2 separate regions of the Homo sapiens genome follow, and region 2 is linked to region 1. Evidence: read pairs that join two places in POLR2A ChIA-PET (ENCODE). Cell type or tissue: PC-3. All regions are shown on one strand. Links, peaks and the distances in the headings refer to the core of each region. The heading gives the core; the rest is flanking DNA.

What was found. ChIA-PET counts read pairs that join two places held together with the same protein. Peaks named below come from ENCODE experiments on the same cell type or tissue, not always from the same donor. Only the 100,000 strongest peaks of a DNase experiment are listed, where the experiment ranks them.
Region 2: POLR2A ChIA-PET joins it to region 1 with 18 read pairs; 2 of 35 experiments call an interaction of 5 or more read pairs at or near these places.

The regions. Positions count from the first base shown.
Region 1 is chr7:117,006,215-117,011,601 of GRCh38, forward strand. The region is part of intron 1 of ST7 (suppression of tumorigenicity 7); the gene reads left to right. Among named protein-coding and RNA genes, the nearest start is that of MIR6132, 11 kb to the right of the region's middle. RefSeq lists an enhancer at 4,792-4,871. In PC-3, for the core only: no CTCF peak of the experiment used is centred there; DNase peaks (open chromatin) are centred at 3,167 and 4,337; H3K27ac peaks cover 1,535 bases.
Region 2 is chr7:116,814,162-116,819,548 of GRCh38, forward strand. All of the region lies in intron 1 of LOC124901731 (a long non-coding RNA gene), which reads left to right. Among named protein-coding and RNA genes, the nearest start is that of CAPZA2, 46 kb to the right of the region's middle. In PC-3, for the core only: no CTCF peak of the experiment used is centred there; no DNase peak of the experiment used is centred there.

The sequences.
Region 1 (5,387 bases), core at 336-5,335:
TTCAAAAGAGAGCAGTTGTTATGAATCTGTCATCCTCTTACTTCCATCTTTAAAGTTTCAACAGTTCACTCTTTCCTTCTTACCATCCTTGTGTTTTCAGAATGCTATCACCAGTCAGTAGCAGTGTAGCATGACTACCTATTCTGAATGGTTTGTACCCTTTCTTAGACTTCAGGAGTTGCTTTCTACTCAAGCTAGTTCAATTGTTGACTCAACAAGCATTGCTAGGCATTAGATGTAACAGCACAATGTTTATTCCTTCTTTATATTTTTATGTCTTTTTATTCACAATTAAAATTTGTATAAGCTTTGCATAATTGCCATTTAAAGTTAATATTTTTCAACAAATGTAAGAACAGAAATATACCTAATTCCTACCAAACTTTTATAATTAGTTTAGCCAGTTATTCTGACCCTAACCATATAGAGGCACACCTTGTTTTGATGCACTTTGCTTTATTCTGCCTTGCAGATACTGCACTTCTTATAAATTGAAGGTTTGTGGCAACCCTGCATTGAGCATCTGTCGTGCCATTTTTCCAATGGCACATGCTCACTTCATGTCTCTGACTCACATTTTGGTAATTCTTACAATATTTCAAACCTTTTCATTATTATATCTGTTATGGTGAGCTGTGATCAGTGATCTTTGATGTTAGTATTGTAGTTGTTTTGGGGTGCCGCAAACCACATCCATATAAGACAGAGAGCTTAATTGATAAGTGTGTGTGTTCTGGCTGCTCCATTGACCTACCCTTCTCTAGTTTCTCTCCCTCTCTTTCGACCTTCCTAATCCCTGAGACACAATATTGAAATTAGGCCAATTAATAACCCTACAGTGACTTATAAGTGTTCAAGTGAAAGGAAGAGTCATATGCCTCTCACTTTAAATCAAAAGCTAGAAATGATTAAGCTTAATGACGAAGGCATGTCAAAAGCTGACATAGGCCAGAAGCTAGGCCTCTTGTGCCAGTTAGCCAAGATATGGATGCGAGGGAAAAATTCTTGAAGGAAATGTAAAGTGCTACTCCAATGAACACACAAATGTAACAGAATGAAACAGCTTTATTGCTTATATGGAGAAAGTTAGAGTGGTCTGATAGAAAATCAAACCAGCCATAACATTCCCTTAAGCCGAAGTCTAATTTAGAGCAAGGAACTCTCTTTAATTTCTTCAGGGGTTCTATGAAGGCTGAGAGAGGTGAGGAAGCTGCAGAGGAACGCTTTGAAGCTAGCAGAGGTTGGTTTATTTGGTTTAGTGAAAGAAGCCATCTGCATAACATAAAAGTGCAAGGTAAAGTACAAGTGTTAATGTAGAAGCTGCAGCAAATTATCAAGAAGGTCTAGCTGAGATACCTGATGAAGGTGGCTACACTCAACAACAGATTTTCAGTGTAGGTGAAAACAGTGTTATATTGGAGGAAGATGCCATCTAGGCCTTTCATAGCTGGAGAGAAGTCAATGCCTGGCTTCAAAGCTTCACAGGACAGGCTGACTGTCTTCTTAGGAGCTCATGCTCACATTGCCATGCAACCAGTCTTCAGAATTCTTTTCATTTTACGAAACTGAAGTTCTGTACCCATTAAACAACTCCCCATTTTCTTCTTCCTCCTGCCTCTGGCAATCACCATTCTACTTTCTGTCTCTATGAATTTGAAGTCTATAGTTGCACAGGCACAAATGTCTGTCTCTAGAAACATTTTCCAAGTAATACACTTCACTACATTTTCTCTTAGAATCACCTATATCTGTGTTAAAACTGTAAGAATCTGTGTTAAAATTTTAAGAATGTAGCAGTTGTCTTGATTAGAAATATATTTTCAATAGCCTTTCAAAAAACCAGAGACAAAAAAGCAGAGAGGAAATTATCTGCTTCTTATCTGAAGGCTAATGACAAAAAAAGTCATCCATGTGAACTTTAATAGAAATCTGCCGAAACCCTTAATGAGGTAGGTATCATGATCAGCGTAACTCATTACAGAATTGTTGTATTTTAGAGCTAGAAAAAAACCTCAGAAATAATTTTAAGTTCTTCATTTCATAAATGAAGTGATACTGTTGTGAAATGTCTAACCAAATTAATTAACTGTGCAGTTAGGATTGTAGTCTGTTTCTTGTTTCTCAAGAATTCCCTTTCAGCAATTGTTGGTGAACAGGGTCAGATTTTCTCAGACAAACTAGCTATTACTTGTGTTCTACACTATGAGTATGTTTTATAGAAAGTTTTCCTGGCTTATAATATAATTGAAGAGACTTGGAAATCTTAGCCCATGATTTCCATTTTTATATAATCTTCAAGGGCTAGAGATGTATGTGGATTGGAGGTATGTGGTTTTCCTTATCTGGGAAAGTAGTTGACAATTTCTCAGAAATTGAGCATTTATCACCAGTTCTAATGTGATAGGGAATGAGGTATTGTTCATAGTATCATCAGAAATGAAGGGAATTGGGATGAAACTTTTCTTGAATTTCTGACCCTGATGCAATCAGGCAGTTGTTGATGGATTCCATTATCTTCGTGAGTCTTGTCAATGGCAGAGACCTAATTGAAGATTAGAGCTCTTGCAGAGAAAGGTCAAATCAACCACAGTAAATATTGTTGAACAGGGTTTGGCAAACTGTAGCCCATGGGCTGCCTGTTTCTGTGAGATTTATAAGCTAACTTTTTTTTTAACATTTTTAAATCGCTGAAAAATTTTCAAAAGAATACGTCATGATATGTGAACATTACAAGAAATTTAATTTCAAAGTTTATAAATAAAGTTTTATTGGAACATGGCTACATTAATTTATGTATTGTTTATGACTATTTTTGCACTGAAACAATAGAGTAGTTGTGACAGAGAACAGATGGTCCCACAAAATCTAAACTGTTTACTATTTGGCCCTTTATAAAAAGGATTTGCCAGCTCCTGCTAGAAAACATTGAGAATGATTTGTTTTGTAGTACCATGGAAATTTGTGATCTTCTTTGCTTACCTAGAACTGCAGCTGTATGCTACAGCTAAGAAATTCCTTAAAGAACTTCTCCACTTTTTTTTTGTTTTTTTTTTTTTGTTTTTGGCCTCTGGGACAACCCACACTAGTCCATTCATGACTATTTTTTATGACTTTCTTTGCTTATTTTCCAGTGGTTCCTTTTGCCAATCATGTGAACAGACCAAAACCACACAGGAAGGTCTGTGGTTTGCCTAAAGAAGCTTTTCTACAGAGGGATATGTCTGGCTTGGGTACCTCCCTGTTTGTTGTACAAACCTATAGTTTGATTCTGATCATTACACTAGAGCTTTGATTCAAATGTATATAAAATGACCATCACTGTCAGGATGTAAAATGAATAAGCATATTTATTGTTGGATTCATATTTGTAGGACGAAAATCTTAATCTTTCTTATTTTTATCAGGCATTTTAGTAACTTTAGTAATGTTTCTCATGACTGCTAATTATACATCAAGATTAATTGCTATATTTTTTTTTAATTGGCTAACCTTAAACACATAAACCCAATGTCCTTTTTTATAGTCATCTTCTGATAGAGTTAAAACATCAGTGATAGGGAGACCACACAGCACCTCTTATAAAAGTTATTTACCTCCTTTTTCCAGCTGTGGTTACTTGATTTTAGTTCTCTTGAGGCCACTGTAAGAAGGGAGTGGCCCTACAACCATGTAAGAGATCTGTGCTTTGCAGCCACTGAGAACCGGGGATCCTGCCACTATTGCCACCATCCTTTTAAAGCATAACAACAAACAGGTGTTGTGTATCCAGAAAGAGCCCTTATCTGAAGGTTTGGAGTTTGGTTAAGCAGATCTTTTATTATGTTTTACTCATGCGTTTGGTCATAATTATGCTTTTGTGCTCAATAAGGATGATTGTTATCTGTGAAAGTAACTGACAATTTCTCAGAACCATTGCCTTGGTTCTAGGTTCTAGGTAGCTAGTAACTAGTCTGGTTAGTGCCATGGAGAATGTGGAGCACTGGTCTGGGTCATGATATTGAGTTGAGTAGCTGAATTCTCTCCTCACTTCATAGGGTAGTTCTTTTATCTGGTTAGTGCTAGATGCTCATCTGTCTTAGCTTACTTAAATTTTGAGGTCTTGGGAGTAGAGCCCAGTAATGGGAGGAGCTGGGCATACGCTCTAGGAATCTTCTGCATCCAGATAATCCTTTTTTTAGTGGAGTCTTCTCACATTTTGGGATAGGCCATGAGGTAGACTTGGGGCTCAGTAAGCAAAGCCAATGAGGATGACAAAACATGAAAAGGAAATGCTGATGCAGATGCAGGCTGGAGTGGGTGGTAAGAGGCCTGGGAGAGCAGCAAGATGAGATATCTTAGATAATGTTTGTTCTGACTTAGTAATAAGGTGAAATTGGGATGTGACATAACCTTAAGGCATTTTGACTTAGCTCTCACATGTTGGTGAGAATTGAGACTAGAGGGAAAACCCCCTATTTTCATTTCTGAAATGCAGAAAAATAGAGTGAACATTTATAATCCAACCCTGGTATTTTAAAACATGTGTAATAACAAAGTCGGTTATTGTATAATTTGGAAATGCGATGTAAGATATTATGATAAAGCTGTGATTTTCTGATTTAAGAGGGAAGAGTGAAGTGGAAGCCATGCTCGTTCTCCTCTGAGGAGGGTAGAGGACCGTGGACTCGCGTGGCAGGCACTAGTCCAGGGAGGGAAGCCATGAAAGAGAAAGAGAGGAGAGCTATGTCTCAGCCCCTGAGCTGTCCTCTATGAAAAGCTTCACACTCTGTGTCCAGCTGTCTCAATCAAGTCCTGGAAGAATGGTCTCCTTCAGAAGCTTTATTGCTGGCACCCAGGCCACATTGTCCTAAGAGGTGTGACCCACCAGGTCATGAGCCATGAACCCTCTAGTAGGCAGATCCTCCAACAGTTTAAGTATTTTGTGTGTGTGTGTGTGTGTTAATGTGTGTGTGTGTATCTGTCTACTTACCACCAGGCTGAGTTACTGGGGGTCTGCCTAGAAAGGAACAGTGTCCCTGTAAACAGGAGGAGGCTCCCCAGAACATCAGCATCCAACATAAACACGCTGAATTAGGACAATACATCCTGGCTCCTTTGAGGAGGGGCTGTTCCCAAAGCCCTGGCAGGATAGAAGAGGGGACAGTGGGGGCTAGAAAAGGAGTAGGTATCAGCAGGAGTTACTTGAGTTTTCTCCTCTGACTGTAATTGGTTTAAAGTAGAGTCCAAGATTATTAAAGTTGGACTAGATCTTAGGGATTTTCCAGTTCCACCTCCTCATTTTACCAGTGAAGGAACAGATACATACAGGGGTTCTAGAATTTATCTTAGATCAGAGAGGTAATGAGTGGCCGTGTTGGCTAGACTCCAGGTCTCTTGATTCAGTAATG
Region 2 (5,387 bases), core at 151-5,150, 190 kb before region 1:
TATTTTTAATAGATATGGGGTTTCACCATGTTGGCTAGGCTGGTCTCAAACTCCTGACCACATGATCCGCCCGCCTTGGCCTCCCAAAGTGCTGGGATTACAGGCGTGAGCCACCGTACCTGGCCAACCCATTTTTTAAAAAATAAAATTGCTCAGGCCACACCAAATGTGTCTGTGAGCCCCTGACATAAAGCTTAGTTCCTCATGGTACTTGCGCTATGAGAGAAAAAAAAGCCAAGGATTTACTATGCATCGGGCATTGAAACTCATATACATCATTTTTTTAATCCTCAAAATAGCTTACCACTTAGTGTTAGTATGATCATTTTAGAGATAAGAAAACTGAAATTAAGGATGGATTAAAAATTTATCCACGTTAATCAGCTAGTAACAGAGCCAAGATTTCAACCCAGTTTTTCCAGCTCTAAAGAGTAGCTCTTCCAATCTTATCATGCTATAACTCTCACGAAATTCCAAAGTAGAAGGTCATCTTTATTTTCCCACTTTTTAGAAAGTGAACCGTAAAGATCTTAAAGGGCATCTCCAGCATTGTTTGAAATGTAGAACTCCGCCGGGCACAGTGGCTCACGCCTGTAATCCCAGCACTTTGGGAGGCTGAGGTGGGTGGATCACTTGAGGTCAGGAATTCCAGACTAGCCTGGCCAATATGGTGAAACTCCATCTCTACTAAAAATACAAAAATTAGCTGGGCATGATGGCAGGCGCCTGGGATTCCGGCTAGTCAGGAGACTGAGGCAGGAGAATCGCCTGCATCCGGGAGGTGGAGGTTGCAGTGAGTCAAGATCGAGCCACTGTACTCCAGCCTGGGCGAAAGAGCAAGACTGTCTCAAAACAAAAAAATAAAAACTAAAAACAGAAATATAAAACTAGATGAGACTTTGCACGTGGCAGAGATGAAGATTACTACCCAATTCAGTGTTAACCTCAAAATTAAAATTGTCACTGGACATCAGGGAAGACTCTTCCAGTGTGAAGTAGGGGAATGGCATGGAGTTCTCTTGGGATAAGGAGGTGGCAGTGGCTGAAAACTCAAAATTAACCAGCGCCAACCTCAAGACCTAGCCTTGGTACTGAGGATCTGCCCTTCAGCTTCGTGCTCCCATAGGAGAGCCTCAGAAAGATGTGTGGCCAGATAAGCTACAGAGATTGCAGACAAACCAAAAAGAGAATAGAGTGGCAATCAAAGCAGTTCCTTTGAGAAAGGAATGTCATTTCTCTCCTTCTGAGAAACTGAAAACCCATGGCAAAGATTAAGATTTTGCCAAACATGGGAATTTGAAGAAAGCAGTATCTGCTCCATAAGAACTTTTGTTTGAATGAAGTAACCTGTTAATAAGGACAGATAATATTGATTTGTTTTATGTGAGTTTGCCTGGGGAGTTAACCACGGTCATAATAATTTTTAAGTTTCCGGGTTCTGAGGACCATGGCTTCTGTTCTTGGTATTACTCCCATTGGTTTTCTTTTTTAAAATATATTGATTAAATTAATCCAGGTCTTGGAATAACATATTCTGCACAGAAATCAAAGAGACAGAAAAAGTGATAAATAATTGATGCAGCCTCTGATATGTTAAACATGCAATGTTGAAAGAAAATTTTTCTCCTTTGACATACGGTAAGTCTGAGCATGTGTCATAATAAAAAGAGCTTGCCACATTCTTAAGGTTTGGAAGAAAACTAAAAATGAAAAAGAACAACTTTTTATGTTGATATCATGATCTTCAGCATACTCTCTGCCAAAATTACTTCCTATCCAGTGATTTCATAAGATGTAGCAACGTTAAATTTTTATCTTTTTTCTGCAATTCAGGTACGAGTTAAGTAAAAATCTAAACAAGACATTCTTGGGCCTAAGATGCTCCCCAAAAGAGCATTTCAAAAGAAATTTGTTGCCACTTGATTTTATAAGTATATGACAAACTTGAATGAAACGAAGTTAGAGCAAAGAACTGGTCCAAGGCCTGGCTTAGTCACTTTTTAACAGTTAGCATTTATTGAGAGATTACCATGTGCCAAACATTACATAAAATGCTTTATATTGATTAACAAATATAATCTTTACCCCATCTGATGAGCTACATACTATTATTATCCTCATTTTGATTAAAAAAAAAAAAACTAGTCCACAGAGGATTATAGAATTCACCCAAGATTGTATTACTACCAGAAACCAAACACAGGTAGTGTTCCTTTAGGAATTCTTGCTTTTAATCAATGTCCTATAAACAGATAACCTTAAGCCCTTTCCTTCCTAAGCCTCAGATAACTTGTCTCAAACATGAGGATAATAAAACCGATTCTACCTATTTCCCTTGGTTATTTTGAGGAACAAGTGAGATCATTACATGTAAAGATCTCAATAGGCTGGGCACAATGGCTCATGCCAGTAATCCCAGCACTTTGGGAAGCCGAGGCAGGAGGATCAGTTGATGCCAGGAGTTCAAGACCAGCCTGGGCAAAATGGTGAGACCCCATCTCTACAAAACTTAAAATTAAAAAATTAGCTGGGCATGGTGTCACATGCCTATAGTCCCAGATACTCGGGAGGCTGAGGCAGGAGGATTGCTTGGGCACAGGAGTTCAAGGCTATAGTGAGCTATGATCATGCCCCTGGGCAACAGAGTGAGACTGTGTTTCTTTTTTAAAAAAAAGGTCTCAGTAAGTTATAAATCATTACAATCTTTAGCTTATTTCCTAGTTTTCAGAAATGAGCAAGCTGAACCCTAAGTAGAATTCTTAAGTAGATGTCCCTTTTCAACAGAAGGGTTTCTATGCTTAGGCAAATCACATAATATTGACCTTACAACATTATTATACTTTGAAATTGGTTATGATATCCTTTTTATAGAAAATATAAGAGCGCTATGTGGAAAGCAGAGTTGAACTAGAGTCAAGAGGGCCCAACACTCAGCTCAGCTTTTACCAACTCATATTCACTTACTCTTCAAATGTCCCATCTGTAAAACATGATTCCCTATCTCACAGGTTATTAAAGTTACATACCTGCATGTGCTTTGTAAACTACTGAACAAGAAGCTGTCCTTTGTATTACTGCCATGTCAAAGAAGAATAATGTGCAACTTACCCAGGAGAAGGAGAAGGAAAGGATGTCATTGGCAGGGAGCTAGCCCCAGGAGCCACAGTGTCCCAAAGACTGTGGAGAGACTGAATTTGCTGACTTTGGGTGGGTTATTTTGGGGGAAAGCATTGTTGTTTTAGTCACAGTTGGCTGGGGGTATTTCCTTGACTTCGGCCCCCACCTTCCACATGGAAATTATGTTTTCATTCATCCTTTCATTCATGTACCAAAATATTGGTGTGCATCTATCATGTGCCTGGCATTGTGTTAATTATGTTAAACACTGGGGACACAACGGTAATGAAAATAGAGTCCCTATCCTCATAGAACTTACATTCTAGAGAGGGAGACATGTAACAGACAAAACATGAAACTAAGTTATAACAGCATGGGATAAGTGCTAGAAGGAAATTAACATTGACAGGCGAGATGCTGGTGTGGGAAAGACCCACTTCAGGTGGGCAGTAGCAAGAATGGGAATGCTGAAGGTGGAAAAGGACAGACAGATTTGAGGCATCTTTTAAAGGAAGAATGGACATACTTCTTGATGGATCTGATGTAGAAGACGAGGAAAGAGAGGATTAGGAGATGACTACTAGGTTTCTGCAATAAGCAGTTAAAGGACAAGGATCCTGTCACCATTTACTCATATGTGGACAATTGGAAGAGGAGGGTGTGGAAGTCAATAATACCATTTGGGGTATGTCACTTTTCAAATGCCTGTAAGACATTCAAATGTCAAATTGAATGCATGAGCCCAGAACCCAAAGGAAAGTTCTGGATTGAGAAAAAGGTGGGATGTCATGAGCTTATAGACAATATTTAAAATCATGTTAACATTCTGTTTAGGCCAGGCGCAGCGGCTCATGCCTGTAATCCCAGCACTTTGGGAGGCTGAGGTGGGTGGATCACCTGAGGTCGGGAGTTCAAGGCCAGCCTGACCAACATGGAGAAGCCCTGTCTCTACTAAAAATACAAAATTAGCTGGGCATGGTGGCGCATGCCTGTAATCCCAGCTACTCGGGAGGCTGAGGCAGGAGAATCGCTTGAACCTGGGAGGCAGAGGTTGCAGTGAGCCAAGATTGCGCCATTGCACTCCAGCCTGGGCAACAAGAGCAAACCTCCATCTCAGAAAAAAAAAAAAAAAAATTCTGTTTAATAAGTCTGAAAAACCTTCAAGAACAGGTTTTCTTTAATCCCAAATAGTGAAATTTCAGGATGGCAATAACTTTCAAAAAATGTATTTCCACCCAGAAATTGAGAGGGAATTCTTAGGTCACTGCAAATCATCCCAGTGGAGTAACCCAATGCTCCAGTGAGAAAATGGTGTAACAGAATGAGATAGGACTTGAACTAAGAAGGATCTGGGCTTGAATTCCAGCTCTGCCATTGCTAATGATGTGGCCTTATGAAAGTTTCTTTACCCGTTTGATCCTCTTTTTAATTATCTATACAATGGAAATTTAAAAATACCTCGAAGGTTGTTGTGAACAATGTAAATAACATCTGCAAAAATGTCTAGCACAGGGTAGAATCAGTAAGTAGTAGCAATATTAAATTTCTCTCTTTTTTTGCACAGTAAAATGTCTTGAAAGACACAACCTCTACTTGCAGGCCTCCTTCTTTCCTGGATTCACTCCAGTCATGTTTCCCATCTCTCATTCCACCGGATCTGCTCTTGTGAAAGTCACCAATGGTGTTGATTCTGCCTTCAATTTTGTACTCCTTCTCAACAGCATTTAACCCAATTGATCACTTCTTCCTTGGTTAGCTTTTTTCTCAGCTTCAGTGACACCACACCATCCTGATTTTCCACATATGCCACAGAAAGATCCTTCTCAGTCTCCTGTGCTTAACTGTTTTCCCAAGCAGAAATGCTAAATGTTGGAGAACTTAGGCTCAGTCCTAGAGCCTCATTTTTTCCATCCTCCCTCCCTCCATAGGTAACATTATCCAGTCCTATAGTTTAACATCTGTCAAATCCCAAATTCACATCTTCCCTTGAACTCTAAATTCATACATTTAATTGTCTCTTTGGCATCATCATGTGACAAGCACCTCCAGTTTAACAAGTAAAAATAGAACTCTTGACCACCAACAGCCCTTCCTCAAGTCTTCCACCATCCAGCAAATGGCATCATTATCCATCCAATGGTGCTCTGTCAAAATCCTACCTATAAGTACATACTATTAGCTCCATCCCTAAAATACAGCCACAGTCTGTCTCAACTCTGCTTCCAAACCCCAAGATCAGGGCACCATCGTTTCTCATGGTTTCAGGCTTC